Regions from separate parts of the Mus musculus genome. Here region 2 is linked to region 1. A link is a loop called in an ENCODE intact Hi-C map of the cell type or tissue named here. Cell type or tissue: left cerebral cortex. All regions are shown on one strand.

Region 1 (8,000 bases):
TGCCATTGAAACTGCCCAGTGCTATGCAAAGTTATCTGATGCAGGACCTTTGAAGCTACATCTTAGAAATTACCATTTCTAATGTTAACACATATGTGCGTGTGTGATATATCACGATGGTTTCTGAGTGTCGTAGGCTGTGATCCTCTGACATTCCTCCAGCTCAGCGTCCCCTAAGCCCTCTTCCAAACAATGTATTATATAGATGACTGCAGGAAACAGATGAGCTATTGCCATGGACTTCCCTGTCCATAATTACCTGCTTCAGTGCCTCCCTCCATTAACTTAGCCAATCAAAAGAACACTGCAGTTCATCTCTCAATTTTCACACTCATGAACTGAAGATATTTTACCCAGCAGCCTGGCAGATAGTAATTTGAAAAATATCCTTAAGTCAAAATATAGCCTGGACTGCTTGAAATTAATTCTTAACACTTGTATTAAGGGCCTGGTTCTGGTATCTGATTCTGACCTAATTATCACTGTGAATTCATAAGTTACTTAACCTCTCCCAGGCTCAATGTCTGTGTATAAAATAAAGATTAGATCAGGTGAGGGTTGTAAACGCTATTTAAATAGAGTCACTGACTGGAGGCATCAACATGTGCTCTTGGTATGGTTCAGCCACTGAAGGTTGTGCTATTGGGAATAAGTAGGGAGAGATGGTTACAGGGTGGTCAAAAAGATGAAGCTGGCCTCAGAGATGGCCATCAGTTTGTTAGTGAGCAAAAAATGAAAAGCAAATATGGGATAAAGAGCGCAGAGGCTGGAGGGGGATTGTGTGTGTTGAGGGAGGGGTGTGTGGGGGAGGGGCAACTCAATTTACAGGCTAACCACAGCCAAGAACTTGTGGTAAGATGTGAGAGATGATGAGGATATGTACCACGTGTCCTGGATATGGCCCTGGAGAGTCTATACCGGACTAATCGCCAGGCACTGGAAGACAATGAGAAAAAGTATGTTGAGCATGTGGGCTAGGGGCATGTTCACAAGGAAGCCAACACAAGATGGTGTCTGGAGCTTTGTAGCCTCTGGCACTGATACCTCAGTGTGAAGAGTTATACACACCTCATATCTCCTGGGAACTGGAACAATCCCGACCAGAAGAAACAAGAAGTATTGGAAAGGGCCTGTCTACTCCCCAGAGTCAACTTGAGGTGCAATTACCAGACCCTATAATCCAATAAACTAACGTGGTTTCCCTTCCCTCCCCCATCCCTGGTTATTACTGTGACACCAGAAAGCACAGCTAGAGACTCCTGCAGAGAGAGATCCCTGGAATAGATGGAGATGGTGTAATGGGAGAGGTAGGAATAGGGGAAGAAAGGAGAAGGGGGAGGGGCAGGTAGGAGGGGGCAAGAAGGAAGGAAGTACCCAAGAGCTGAAGGAGTCTGCAACCCTATAGGTGGAAAAACAATATGAACTAATCTGTACCCCCAGAGCTTGTGTCTCTAGCTGCATATGTATTAGAAGATGGCCTACTCGGCCATCATTGGGAAGAGAGGCCCCTTAGTCTAGCAAACTTTATATGTCCCAGTATAGGGGAACACCAGGGCCAAGAAGTGAGAGTGAGTGAGTAGGGGAGCAGGGCAGGGGGAGGGTATAGGGAACTTTTGGGATAGCATTTGAAATGTAAATAAAGAAAATATCTAATAAAAAAATTTAAAAAAAAAAGAAAATAAGGGAGGGAGAGAGGGAGGGAATTTAAGAATAATTCAAGAACTTGAGTCAAAGGCTCCTGCCTTAGAATTTCAATGAAAAAACAAACAAACAAACAAACAAACAAACAAACTTCTTGGTAGCAATTAAATACATGGAAACCTTTGCTGAATAAATTAAAAAATAAATAAGGACCAAACCCCAGAAATAGTTGCTAGTTATTGGCATACCTGCATAAAAATCAATACCTCATGACTTTCAAGCAATTACGTTTTCCATTAATGACACACATGACTTTAGTACACATTGCCCATGGGACCCTGTTCCTCCTCCTGGGTTGCCTTGCCCAACCTTCAAGTGAGGATTTGTCCTTTGTCCTATTGTATCTTGTCTTGCAGGGTTCAGCTGACATCCCCAGGAAGCCTGTACTTGGGGGGGGGGGGGGGGAGAATAGGGAGGGTGGGCAGACAGAGGTAAGGAGTGAAGCTGGGGGAGAGGGGAGGTGGAAGGGAAAATGGGAGGAATGGATGAGGGGAAACTGCAGTTGGGTGCATTGTATGAGAGAACAATCAATAAGTTTTTTTAAAAAAAACATAAAGACAAATTATTTTAATGTGTAAACTTTGTTTCCCCTCATCTTAATTGGCAATGTCACTTATATTTATAGTCAAATAATACCTTTATAGCTCCCATAACTTAGGCACCCATTTTTATTCCTCTACCCAAATTGATTGGCACGTACAATAGTGCTAGCTTCAAGATAAGTTAACAGAACTATGGCAAGATCTACTGCCAAGATGGAATTCTCCTCAGATTGAAGTCTGATTTTGTAACTTTCATCTTAAAGAGACTTTGCAGGATTTAAGAAACTATTTTCAAAAGAATAATGTTCCTGTCTTTGTAAGGATAGAAATAGAGAATTTTTAGCTGAAGAGATTATATTTAAGTATAAGGAAAAACTTTTGAGCAAAAAAAGACATAGGACCATTTTAAAAATTCATCTGGAAATATAGGGGGAAATGGCATTGACCAGTTTGCTTTCTTGAGTGTTTATGGCCTGGCCTTTCTCATTTGGGGACAGACATGAGCATGTGCTGAGATGCCCAACCATGGGTGACATGTGTTCTACCCACGGCTACAAGCACAGGTCATATGTTTAGTCTCCACCTGAGCCTTCTAGCTCAACCAACCACAGTGTACTTACATTCCTGAAGTGAACACATGTTTCTTTAATGTGAATGGGAACATTGACAAGTAAATCTATGTCAACAAGCTCCAAAATGATGTGTTAACATGTACTAGGTAGGTGTTTGTGATCATTATAAAACAGTGAAAATGGATACAGAACATAATCAAATTCTATGTCATGATAATATTTTAAAACTATTAAAATTAACTAGAGGTCAAGAAAGTACACTTTAATAAATTGTATTGGGCAAGGAGAAGAATTAACTTGTTTTATAGAGTGTATGTAATTGGTAGGATGGACAGGGTTGATGAAAATAATTCTTTTATCAAAAAAATCTCTGATTTGATTAAAAGAAAAGCTAGAAACACAAATGAGGAGGTACTAAGTTCAGTTTTGGTATCTTTTCCAGTTTTGATATCTTTTCCATTCCAATGTAAAGAATTTCCAATATGGTGCTGATATAATATTCTACACATTGTACAGAAAGCTTAGAAGAGGCAGAACACCAATGATACAGCTAAGTCTGAGGTTTACAGCCACAAGCATATGGTAACAGAGATTTCATTGGAAACAGTACAATATATCCTTAAGGTAGGAAAAGAGATGAATAGGTTGAGTTAAACATATCCATTAAAATGGAGGGTAGCGGATAAGACATTCCAACTTCATGGTGAGCTTCAAGGTAGGAATTATGAGCAGTAATGATACTGACGTCCCACAGTGGTGATCTGCAGGGTGGATCAGACAGAAATAAGGTCAACAGACTGTAGATAAAGGGTGGAAAATGGCAGGCATGGCTGTTAAGTATTTTTAACTTAGTAGAATAGACTATAAGAAGAATATTGATCAAGAAGTCAATCATTCTAGTCAGGTCTGCAGAGGTAGTTAAGGAAAGCAGATCCAACATGAGAGACACGGAAAAGGGAGATTCTTTAGTCCACAGTGACTCAAAGAATGTGGGAGTAGAGGAACTCAGCATAAAAATAACTCTAATTTAAACAATGCTTCGTCAAGAGTGTTCTCTTTTATTCCCAAAATGATGAGGTGTCCAGGAAATATCCAGTGATATATATTTATCTCCATGACTAAGAAAGAACCAAATTACTTTAGAACATTTTTTCATATATAACAATAGCTTTAAACCCCCTTTCTCTTACCTGTACATAAAAACCCCATGATTGGATACCAGATCATTATGAGACCATACCAGTGGAGGTCACCACATTCATCTGTCATATCAATCTGACCTTAAGTCAATATTTCTAGAATTGCCTGTCTTGAATCGGGCTGTAAGTGAATATCTAATCAAGGTATCAGTGCAATGAATATCTAATCAAGGTATCAGTGCAAGGTATCAGTGCAAGATGTGCTTAGCTTTCCAAAGAAATGCATCCTTATATTTGTATGGAGAATCTTTCCTTGGTAAAAATGTTTTCACAGCAAGATCTCATTTTCACAGTAGACCTGAAAAGGCAGAAATGAAAGCAATGTTTTAATTTCCAGCTTATGAAGGAAGAAACAGATTCAGAAATCAAGTGACTCCCTTACAGCTCTCCCTCTGAAACAGGCAAGCAGGTTGGCACTAGAGCTAGCCCCCCCTGTCTGTGCTCTTAAATCCAGTCTATCTTAGAACTTGGCTTGGAACACTGTAGGGTGACACATGCCAGGTGGCTTCTATTTTGCTTCACAACATGTCAATGACATTCATACAGCACAGTCTATGAATAATCTGCCTCGTCCGCTCCATCTAAACAAGCACAATCACAGATCACCATCTATAGAAGTTTTTGATATGACACATTATCTGGGCATTTATATATTTTGTAGAGTGGGCAACTGAATGTTGTCAAGGAGTTAGATAGCTTTTCAAGAACTCAACTCTCATCTTTTACCTTCAGAAATTTGTTTTTCCTCAGTAAAGAGAATCATACAGTATTCTTCATCAGTTTCTTGTTTGATGATTTGAAAAACTATGGAGTAGAAACTATTTGTACATATTTAAAGGCAGTTTTGCAAAGAACCATAAGTAGTTCTCATTAATTACCACGTAACTGTTCTTTAGGCATGAAAAGAACTAGTTCCTTTTTCCTAGAGAAGACCAGAACAGAGAGAAAGATTAAGTGCCTGGGGACTGAGGGTTGTCAACTGTGATTAAAGTTAGTGACAGCCTTAGAGTAAAGTGGCATCTGTCACCTTCCTGCCTTTTACTTGTTCACTCAGAATCAATCACTTCTATAATCATTTGGCTATGACTGTGGTGGGAATATCTTAATTAGGCCACCCTAGTTTTTCAGAAGGATATTGTCAAGGACAAATAACTACAGGAGTAGCAACAATATTTTCATAAAGATGTACAGTCACAAGCCTTGTCACCTATATTGTCTAGTTATTAGTTATGTCTCAGGTAATCATAAATTAGTATTATATTTCTTCATCATTTAAAAGAAATCTGTCATATCCTTGTGCTAAATCAAATTCCTAGTAAATGATAGTCCTGGAACGCAGTCTTCTACATCACTATCCCAAGTCATCACCCTATACCATGCATGCAGTCTCCTAAACACACAGAAAATGTTGGGTCCAGAGTAAAGATAGGTAGGTAGGTAGGTAGATAGATAGATAGATAGATAGATAGATAGATAGATAGATAGACAGACAATGGATGGGTAGACGGACAGATAGATAGATGGATGAATGGTGGATGGATAGATGGATGGTGGATGGATGGATGAATGATGGATGGATGAAACATGATGATTGGTGGATGATGGGTAGGTGGATGGATGGATAGATGGAATGGGTGAATGGATGATGGATGAATGAATGATGGATGGATGGGTGGGTGGATGGATAGAATGGATGAATGGATGATGGATGGATGGATGATGGATGAATGGATGGATGATGGATGGATAGATGGAAGAGAAGATGATATGTGCCCAAGAGCAAACCTACATAAGATACTTGTCCTCCTTGCAATCTGGGGAATTGTAATTAAAGGTATGATGCAACAGAGTAGTAGAGCAATTATCTAGTATGTGGGATCTCCTGGCCTTAATCCTCCAGTGCCAGAGGTTAGGATGGAGGTGGGGAGTGGAGGAGAGAAAATAGCCTATCTGGCTCTGGCATTTTTCTAGGACTCTGAGATGAATAAAGTTAGTTTAAAATGATGCAGAGGCATTCTCAGCTGCTCCACTCAAGCAAGAAAGTCTAATAGCAGAGGAGGAAGAGCCACCAGCTCTGCAGGTGTGGGTTCAATGCTTCAGCATCCTTTCTGACATTGTGGAAAGGAATTGTCATCCTTTACTCACATAGGCTACAGAACTTTCTAAAAGCAAGCCTACCTGGGTCTTTTGACAATATCTGTTGAGCCTTTCAACCTATCTACTTATTTCTTTAGAATTCTGGTTGCCTCACATTTAGGAAAAATGGCTGTTAATCAAACCAACGATGTTGAGGGCATTTTTCTTAGGAATTTTTACTACTAGAACTACTCATTTATAAGTACATTGGATATATATATATATATATACACCTAAAAACGTATTTAGTTTTTTAAATTTTTTGGTGTTTGTTGTCTTGATGGATGAGGATATCTCAGAGAGAAATCCCTGGCCATTTGTACTACACAGTTCAAAACTCCATCAGTAAATAGATGTCTATTGAGTTGCCCTCTGACAGTCTACAAGAGCATAGCTTTCCTTCCTGATATACTCCTCAGCATCATCAGTCACAATTTTAATTTTCAAGTTTAATTTTCAAGTATTATGGTTCATGAAGATAAAAATACCCACCCATGATAGAACCAGTCTCCAAAAATAAAGTTGTTATTCATGTACAATTTAAGAAACCTTAAAACAATTATCTCAAACAACTTTGTCATTTACATTTAAAGGAGAAATCATTTTAATGGTTATGTTTTTTAATGAATAATTTGTATTCATAGCATTTCTAAGTTCATAAAGTTTGCTTCTAACCAGTAGACTTCTATAAGCCTGTGATAACTCACTTGGGAAAGAGAACAAATGCTGCTAAAATAATTTTCCAAGATAAGAGACTGGGTCCACAGCAGTTCCCTGTTTGGCTGGCCGGGTCCTGCGTCCCTGCCATCCGTGGTGACTGCACTCTTACCATGTTCAGTCACTGCGCCAAGCCCTGCTTCTTCACCTTCTCACTCATTTCGCACCGTGCCTCCACAAACCTTCAAATACCGGAACTTTCTTTTTTATCCAAGATTTATGGCTATTACTTCTCAACAGTTTGAAATTTCTTTGATCTTAGTTGTTCTAAAATGGAAATGACAAAGAAAAGAAAAGCAAAATGTATGTTTCTTCAAAGTAAAAATTCTTCTAACTTCTTTTCTTCCTGATCCTGAGTGTGGGGTTGTTTCCAAACTTGAAGAATAACCAAGCAGGGCTTTATTCAGCATTTGCCCACTCTACCATTGGCAGACCTTTGTGTCCTTGAGTCACCTACAGAGAATTGAAGTATTACTGTAACAGATTTCTCATTGTTTATTGAGAAGCAGAGAACTCTTTCAGTGTTCTCATAAATAATTCCATTTCTCTATGTTGATGTTAATTGGACTTACCTCATGTTGTCAATCTCTCCTTTTTTCTTTGCAGGTGATGTCATTGTCTATATTAATGAAGTTTGTGTCCTTGGACACACTCATGCAGATGTTGTCAAACTTTTCCAGTCTGTTCCTATTGGTCAGAGTGTCAACTTGGTGTTGTGTCGTGGCTACCCTTTGCCCTTTGACCCTGAAGATCCTGCTAACAGCATGGTGCCACCCCTTGCAATAATGGAGAGGCCACCTCCGGTGATGGTCAATGGAAGACATAACTATGAAACATACTTGGAATACATTTCTCGGACCTCACAGTCGGTCCCAGATATTACAGACCGGCCACCTCATTCTTTGCACTCCATGCCAGCTGACGGCCAGCTAGATGGCACGTATCCACCACCCGTCCATGACGACAATGTGTCTATGGCTTCGTCTGGAGCCACTCAAGCTGAACTTATGACCTTAACCATTGTGAAAGGTGCCCAGGGATTTGGCTTTACTATTGCCGACAGTCCCACGGGACAGCGGGTGAAACAAATCCTTGACATTCAGGGATGCCCTGGGCTGTGTGAAGGAGACCTC
Region 2 (8,000 bases), 59 kb after region 1:
TTTCCATACTGGATGTACAAGTTTTCACTCTGATTAAGTGCTCCCCTTGTTCCACATCCTCAATCAATATGAGCTGTCATTTGTTTTATTGCTTCATCTTAGCCATTCTTGCTATGATGAAATCTCAAGGTAGTTTGATTTGCATTTCCCTGATGGCTAAGGATGTTGAACATCTCTTTAAGTGTTTCTCAGCCATTTGAGTTTTCTCTCTTGAGAATTCTCTGTTTAAATCTGTACCCCATTTTTTAGTGTGATAGAGGGTTAATATTAAAAATATATCAAAAATATTCTGTATATATATATAAAAAAAAAAACTAAACAATGTCTGTGTTTGAAGAAACTGAGATCACAAGACTCTTGTCTTCTTAGCGTTTCCTCAGGATTCTCTTCACACAACTCCATTCTTGGACCATGTTCCAACAATTCCCACTTTGTCTTCTGTTAGGCTCAATGTATCTAGTTTTATGTTGAAGTTTCTGATCCATTAGGAGTTGAGTTTTGTGTAGGGTAATAAGTATGGATCTACTTGCGATCTTTCACATGCAGCCATTCAGTTTGACAAGTATCATTTACTGAACATGCTTTCTTTTTTCCAGTGTGTATATCTGGCTTCCTTACCAAATATCAGGTGTCCATGCATGTGTAGATTTATGTATTTGGTAAGCTGGCCATTTTTACCATGTTAATCCTATTGATCCATGAGCACGGGAGATGTTTCCATCTTCCAGTGTTTTCTATTTCTTTCTTTGATGACTTGTGTTTATCTATACACGCTTGGCTAGAGTCACATCAAGATATTTTATATTTTTGAGGATTTGTAAAGGATGTTTCCGCAATTTCTTTCTCAGTTCATTTGTCTTTTGTATCTATCAAGGCTACTGATTTTGTGAGTTAATTTTATATCCACCTACGTTGCTGAAAGTGTTTATCAAAAGGGAAAAAAAAACCTAATGCAATTCCCTAGTGGAATTTTAGGGTCACTTGTGTATACTATTGTACCATCTGCAAATGGAGAAACCTCAACTTCTTCCCTTCTAAGTTCTATTCCCTTTATCACCTGTAGTTGTCTTATTGCTCCAGCTAAGACTTCAAGTACTACACTGAGGTGTGAAGAGAAGCAAGAACCTGGTCATGCTCCTGATGTTGGTGGGATTGCTTTTGAATTTCTCCCCATTGGAGTTGATGTGGGCTATGGACTTATTGTAATTGCCTTTAGTTTGTTAAGTTATGTCCCTTGTATCCTAATCTCTCCATGACTTTTATCATGAAGAGGCATTGAATTTTGTTCAAGGCATTCTCTGCATATAATGAGGTGATCATATGTATCCTTTTTCTTTCAGTCTGTTTTTATTGTGGATCACATTTATTGATTTATATATGTTGAACCATCCCTGCGTCTCTAGGATGAAGCCTACTTGATCATGGTGGATGATCTTTTTGATGTGTTCTTGGATTTATTTTGCAAGTAATTATTGAGAATTTTTTGTATCTATGTTCATGAGAGAAAGTAGTCTGTAATTTTACTTTATTTTATTTTTTGTTGGGTTTTTGTGTGATTTAAGTATCAGGGTCATAAGACAAGTTAAACCGTGTTCCTTCTGTTTCTATTTTGTGAAATAATATAAAGAGTATTGGCATAAACTCTCCTTTAAAAGTCTGGTATAGTTCTGTGCTAAAACCAGTAAGCTTCCATATGATTTTTTTGTAAGCCTTTGGTGTTCTCTCTCCCTCCCAGTTTCCCTCATCTACCCTGTCCTCCCTGACTAATTTTCTTCTCTCCTATTTCATAATTCCTGTTTAACCCTTTATCATTGGTGCATAAAACTCTCAGAGCTTGGCTTTTTCTACTACAAAGTCTTGATATTCTTCATTTTCTTTGTGAGTGTTTACAGTGTACCATAAAACCAGCCAGTTTTCTCTCTTTGCCCCTAGTCTTGTTCAGAACACAAATCGAAATCCTCTGTTGGGTCTGGAGAGTTGGCTCAGCCACTAAGGGCACTTGCTGCTCTTTCAGAGGGACCTAAGCTTGGTTACTAAAGTCCTCTCTAATTGATCATATTTTCTTTAGACACACATTGAACCTCACTCCCACTACCCTTCCTGTCCATCCCTGTTTGAGGGATCTGTCTTCCTCGTTTATTTTGAATCTGTTTATTGTGCACCTGATTTTATCAAAAGAATGTTCAGGCTTATCCTTTATGATGCTCATTGAGATTTCTTGATATGGTTAGATTGTTCTCTTTATAAAAATCCAAGCCAGGGAAGCAATTAAATTTGAAAACAGTTTTATGGTTTTTATTTTTAATGTTATATATAATATATGAAAAATCATTTTAACTTACTGCAAAGAAAACCTCACAACATAAAATTTGATATATGTATTGTGTAAAATTTAGCTATAAATTATGAATATAGGTCAAAGTGGCAGGCAATATGAGATTTTTTTCCCCCTGCACACTGAATGAAGTGCTTGGCTGAACTGAACATTGCCAGCAGTGTTTAATCCCTGATCCCTTAAGGGAAAGGTCATTTCTTAGCCTAGGTCAGTTTCATTAAGAGAAATTGTCCTTTTACTTACTTCAAATAGCTTAAACAAACTATCTACGGGAACTGCAGAGCTTAAGCTATTTAATGAATTTTAATAGAAAAAAAAAACACACACAGAAAATCATCAAAACAAGAGAGGGGTGAGCAACACTAAATGGGTTTTAGTGGGAATTTGCTTTTAGTGGGAATTTTCTCATTACTTACTAGCTTGCATCTACCAAAGGCAGGCAGGTCTTTTTTTTTGTTGTTTTTTTTTTTTGGAAAGCTTATAGGTTGGTCTGTTTGCCGGGCTGAGAGAAAATGAAAAAGTAAGGATTAGCTTTATTAGAAGCATTTTTCTCTCCCAAATTAGTTCTCACTGGAAATTCTAACGGCCTCGGGTGCTTCTGCCACCCTTTGAGACTCCTTTTACAAATAGTGTCTTCCATTGGAGAGCTTCTAAGGCTTCGGGACTACGAGGGAGACTGTCCTCCAAGAGCCTCAGTGTCGGTGACCGCAAGAGAGATAGGGCTCTGGCTGAGTTGGTAGGATGCTCGCCGCTGAGAACTCAGGAATCATGTGTGTAAACTCATCCCTAGCACTAAGCTTGATGCTGCATGCCTGAGACCCAGCACTCAGAAGGCAGATATGGGAAAGTAGGTTAAGGCTGACCTGGGATAGGTGAGTTTCTGTTTAAATATAAGTGGATAGATAGATAGTGTGTATATATAATATATGTGGTGAAAATATCTATGTGTAGGAATCATAGGGACTACAGGGGGAAACTCAGTTCTTGCTTTCTTCTCTCTCTCTCTCTCTCTCTCTCCCTCTCTCTCTCTGCCTTTCTGCCTCTCTCTCTCTGCCTCTCTCTCTCCCTCCCTCCCTCATACAAATGATATTCACTTAATTCACTGTCCTTTTCCTCTTTTCTTCACTTTTCACACTTTTAAGAATTACTGGATAAGAGCACTGGCTGCTCTTCCAGAGGTCCTGAGTTCAATTCCCAGCAACCACATGGTGGCTCACAACTATCTACTCTGATACCCTCTTCTGGCATCTAGGTGTACATGCAGGTAGAGCACTCATATACATAAAAGAAATCATAAATGTATAAATAAATCTTTTTTAAAAAGAATTACACTTTTGTGACAAAATACATATAACATAAAATTTGTCACTTTAATTAAGGCGTATCAATGACCCTTGACTCAGAATTGGGTTGATGTCCTTATAAGTCTTCGTCCTGTTAAAACTACAGTAAGGTAAAGGTAAGGGCTTAGAAAGCCTGAGCCCTGTAGACTGTGGGCTGCGTTCTCCTTTCCTTATGCCACTGACTGGGAATTGCTCCTGGGTGTCACCAGCCAACATCAAGCTCTCGAGAAAATCTCACCTTACAGCTGCCTAGAAAAGATCAAAATTTAAAATATACGTTGTGCCACGTGTAATATTATTCTCACACCTTCTGAGAGGTACAAAGCAGGTAATTTGAGGCACTGTCTGGTCGAGGGCTGCCTATAAGTGTCTACTTGAGTACTACTAAATGTGTTCACATTATTGGGTCTTTAGCAAAGAGATACACAGCTTTCAGTGACACAGTGCGTGAAAATCTGTGAAGAAATGGGGCTTTCCTTCAAAATGGCTCCTATGCCTTTCCCTCTGCATAAGAAAGAAATTAGAAAGTATTCCTCTGGCTTGTCAATCATTCCTGGTAACTGCAGAATCCTCCTAAAGATACGTGAAATTGCAGTAAGAACCTTTAAAGCTTGAATCATATGTCTAGGTGGTTTTCCTGCTAAATGAATCACCTCACGTTTTGCAGTGGGCATTCAGTATATCTATCAGCTGAGAAACAGAAGTGCATTTCAAGATTTAGTTCTATTTGGAGAACTTTCGGGAAATCTCAAAAAGCTCTTCTGGCATTGTTCCACATTGATACGGCTGTGAGTCGCTGCGGATGCTCACTGTGTACTGGTCCTTTATTCAACGGGGTGATCTTCAGACTGTTCATCATCTGTTACCCTGTGAAAGCAGCTGTAAATTATCACAGGAGCACAAGCCGTCATGGTTGTAGCTCACACAGTTCACAGCTGGCTAAAATTGGCAATTACCTTCCAGCACTATGAAAGCTACCCAATAGGGAGACGCCTCCAGAACAATGCCAGTGGATTTCTCCATGTTTTATGAGTCAAGCGCATGGTGTCTTCACAGTAGGGTTTTGCCATCGAGTTCTGGAGGTAGCCAGTGTTTGCAGTAGCCTATCATGTGTGGCATCTATGGGAGCTCACTTGCCAACAACTCCCAAAAAGATTGAAAAGGCCAGTGGCAGGAGTGATCATTTGTTATCTTGTAGTAGGGACAATCTTGACTTATTACGGGTGACTCTAGTTAAACTCTGTGTGTGTGTCTGTGTCTGTGTGTCTGTGTGTGTCTGTGTGTCTATGCATGTGCGCATGCGTGCGTGTGTGCGTCTGTGTCTGTGTGTGTGTGCCTGTGTCTGTGTGTGTCTGTGTCTGTGCGTATGCGTGCGTGCGTGCGTGCATGCGTGTGTGCGCGTGTGTGTGTCTGTGTGTGTGTGTGTGTGTGTCTGTGTGTGTGTGTGTGTCTGTGTGTGTGTGTGTGTGTGTGTGTGTGTGTGTCTGTGCATGTGTGTGTGCATGTGTGTGTTAGAAATCTTCTCCGGAAGTAGGATTCTGCGTGGCTTCTTTGAGATGTTTTCAGTGTTTACAAGCTCTTCCAACCTGTTCCCTCCTGTCCCCTGCCTCTCAACTCCCCCCGCCCCCCGTTTAACCCCTTTAACCTTTTATACCACTGTATTCTCTCTCCCCTCTCTTGAAACCCACCTCCTAGGTAACCTCTAATTCCTGGATGGCTATGGCTATTCCAAATGGAATGAATACACATACCTAAGATTAAGATAGTTTCCACATAAAACATTTTGTCTTTCTGGGCCTGGGTTGTTTCAGCTCCATCTGTCTACCTGGAAATTTTGTAATTTTGTCTTTCTTAGCCCCTGATAGCATTTCGTTGTGTAAAGGTAACACATTTCTTCATTACCAGTTCACCAGTTGATTGGCATCTAGGCTGTTTCTACTTCATAGCTGTGAATGAGCATCCGTGCACATGAACAGACAGGTATCTCAATGTATCCTGGGTTATGCCTATTCCTCGTCTGTGAGACGTTTCCACACTGATTTCTGTACTGGCTGAACCAGTTCGCACTCTCATTGGGATTGACTCAGTGTTTCTCATTCCCTATGCGCACACCAGCACACCGCATAGCATTTACCTTGGATCATAGCCATTCTGATTGGAGGAAGTTGAAATCTTCCTCCAATGTTAATTTGCATTTCCCGTGTGGCTGTGGATGTTAAATATTTGTATGTGCTTTTCAGCCATTTGTCTTCTCTCGAGAATTCTCTATTTAATGTCATGCCCCAATTTATTGCTGAGTTGTTTGTTTTCTTGATGTTTAGTTTTTCAGTTCCTTGTATAGTCTGGATACTAACCCGGCCTGATGTACAGGCTGTCTTCGCCTGCATGACAGTGCCCTTGAAGTCCCATTTGTCAGTTGTTGGCCTTAATGTCTGAGCATTGGGGCCCTGTTGAGAAGGTCCATTCCTTCACCAACGAGTTCAAGGTCATCCCTCCTTTCTCCTTGGTCAGACTTAGAAGACCAGGCTCCTGCTTGATTTAGAGTTGAGTTTCACGCAGTATGGAAGGTGAAGAGCAACTTGGCTCCTTTTTCATGTGGTAATCCAGTTTGACCAGCACCAATTATTGAAGATGCTGGGTGGTAGTGCTTCTTGTTGCTGTTGTTGTTGTTGTTGTTGTTGTTGTTGTTGTTGTTGTTTTTCTCCAGTATATATTGTTGGCCTCTTTGTAAATGTGTAGACCTATGTGGGTTCTTCAGTTCTATTCCACTGATTAATATGTCCGTTTTTATGCCAGTACCATGCCGGTTTTACTATAGATCTATAGTATAACTTGAAATCCAGGATAGTGATATTTCTAGCTATTCTTTTATTGTTCAGGATTGTTTTGCCTCTCCTGTGTCTTTTGTGTTTCCATATGAAATTTAAAATGTTTTTCCTTTTGTGTGAAAAATTGCATTGGAATTTTTATGAGGATTGCATTGAGTCTTTTTGTGCTTTCTGTAGGATGGCCACTTTCACACTATTAATCCTGCCAGTCCATGAGCATGGAGGTGTTCTCACCTTCTGGTGTCTTCTTCAATTTCTTGCCTTAGTGTCTTAAAGTATTTTCATTGTATAAGCCTTTGGTTAGATAACTCTTGAGGCTGTTGTGAATAGAATTGTTTCCCTGATTTCTCTCTCAGTATGCTCCTTTGACTTGAAGTATCAAGTGTCAGAAATCTGTACTGAAAAGAGCCACCCTAAGAATTCTGCTTAGGAGGAAACACTGTGGCCTACAGCAACACGATGCAGAAGTAGTCCTGGGTCCATTCTGGCCATAGGGCTCTGCATCTCTGCAGTCCCACCCTCTGTCCAATTCTTGATGAACAAGCATCCAACCCAACCCAGGGATCTATGAACATGCAGAGTTCTGAGGTTTTCCTAAAGCAAGATTCCAGACAATGAAGGAAATATTAATTAGTTCATGCTTTGTCCCGCAGAAATGGATGGATTTGACATGCAGTAGAAGCTAGCTGCTTTTTAAATGTTCGCTAACTCATATAAGTTCTTTCCTGCTTGGGGTTGTCAGATTTAGTAAATAAAAATATCAAAATCACAGTTGAATTTAAATTTAGGCAAGAAAAAATATTATGGTCCAGAAGTATATCTCATGCTGTATGTGAGACATTCTTGGGCTGCAAAATTGTTTCCCTGAAATGTACATTTAGCTAGACTTGTTCTATCTTACCCAGCAACTGTGTGCCCTAGTTTATTTACAGCTGTGATTAGTTAACTTATAATCCAATGTGAACTTCGGTATGACAGCAGTGTGGTCCTCTTTCGTCAGCCTGCCCTTCTCAATGGACAGAAGTTCTTCTTTAAGCTACTTTTGCTATGTTTTTCTCTTTTCATCTACTGCACTTCTAGGTGGAGTTGCATATAGTACTTCAAGTTTATATGACTCCAAAGTGACCAGATCATATTCATTTTTGTTTGTTTGTTTGTTTGTTTGTTTATAGTTGTCCGGTATACTTTATATGCAAAGGCATCTGAATTTCTCTCTCCAGTTCATCTAAACTTTCTCATCTGTAACAACTCATGTTGTATTTAGTTCGGAGTGATACCTTGAAGTCATCTGCTTTTGTGGTCTCAAAACTCATGAAATGTGCTTAAATTTGTAAATTCTGCTGAACATGGCAGACAGTAAATGACCGATGTTCACATAATGAGACAGATAATTAAACAATAATTAACCCCTCAGGAAAAGTCTAATATTCATATCCTATAGCAGTGAGGGAACTAAAAGCCAGAAACTAAAATATAAAGAAACCACCATTCTTA

What was found. Peaks named below come from ENCODE experiments on the same cell type or tissue, not always from the same donor. Only the 100,000 strongest peaks of a DNase experiment are listed, where the experiment ranks them.
Region 2: it touches region 1 in a loop (2.2-fold over the local background); 2 of 42 quality-filtered maps call a loop at or near these places.

The regions. Positions count from the first base shown.
Region 1 is chr5:20,458,103-20,466,102 of GRCm38, forward strand. It overlaps Magi2 (membrane associated guanylate kinase, WW and PDZ domain containing 2), which reads left to right. Exons shown (of 23, transcript NM_001170746.1): 10 at 7,474-8,000. Among named protein-coding and RNA genes, the nearest start is that of Gm52764, 81 kb to the right of the region's middle. In left cerebral cortex, no CTCF peak of the experiment used is centred here; DNase peaks (open chromatin) are centred at 3,797, 4,497 and 7,005; H3K27ac peaks cover 3,790 bases.
Region 2 is chr5:20,517,252-20,525,251 of GRCm38, forward strand. The region is part of intron 10 of Magi2 (membrane associated guanylate kinase, WW and PDZ domain containing 2); the gene reads left to right. Among named protein-coding and RNA genes, the nearest start is that of Gm52764, 22 kb to the right of the region's middle. In left cerebral cortex, a CTCF peak has its summit at 3,577 (motif pointing left); DNase peaks (open chromatin) are centred at 4,527, 4,660, 5,845 and 6,725; H3K27ac peaks cover 2,850 bases.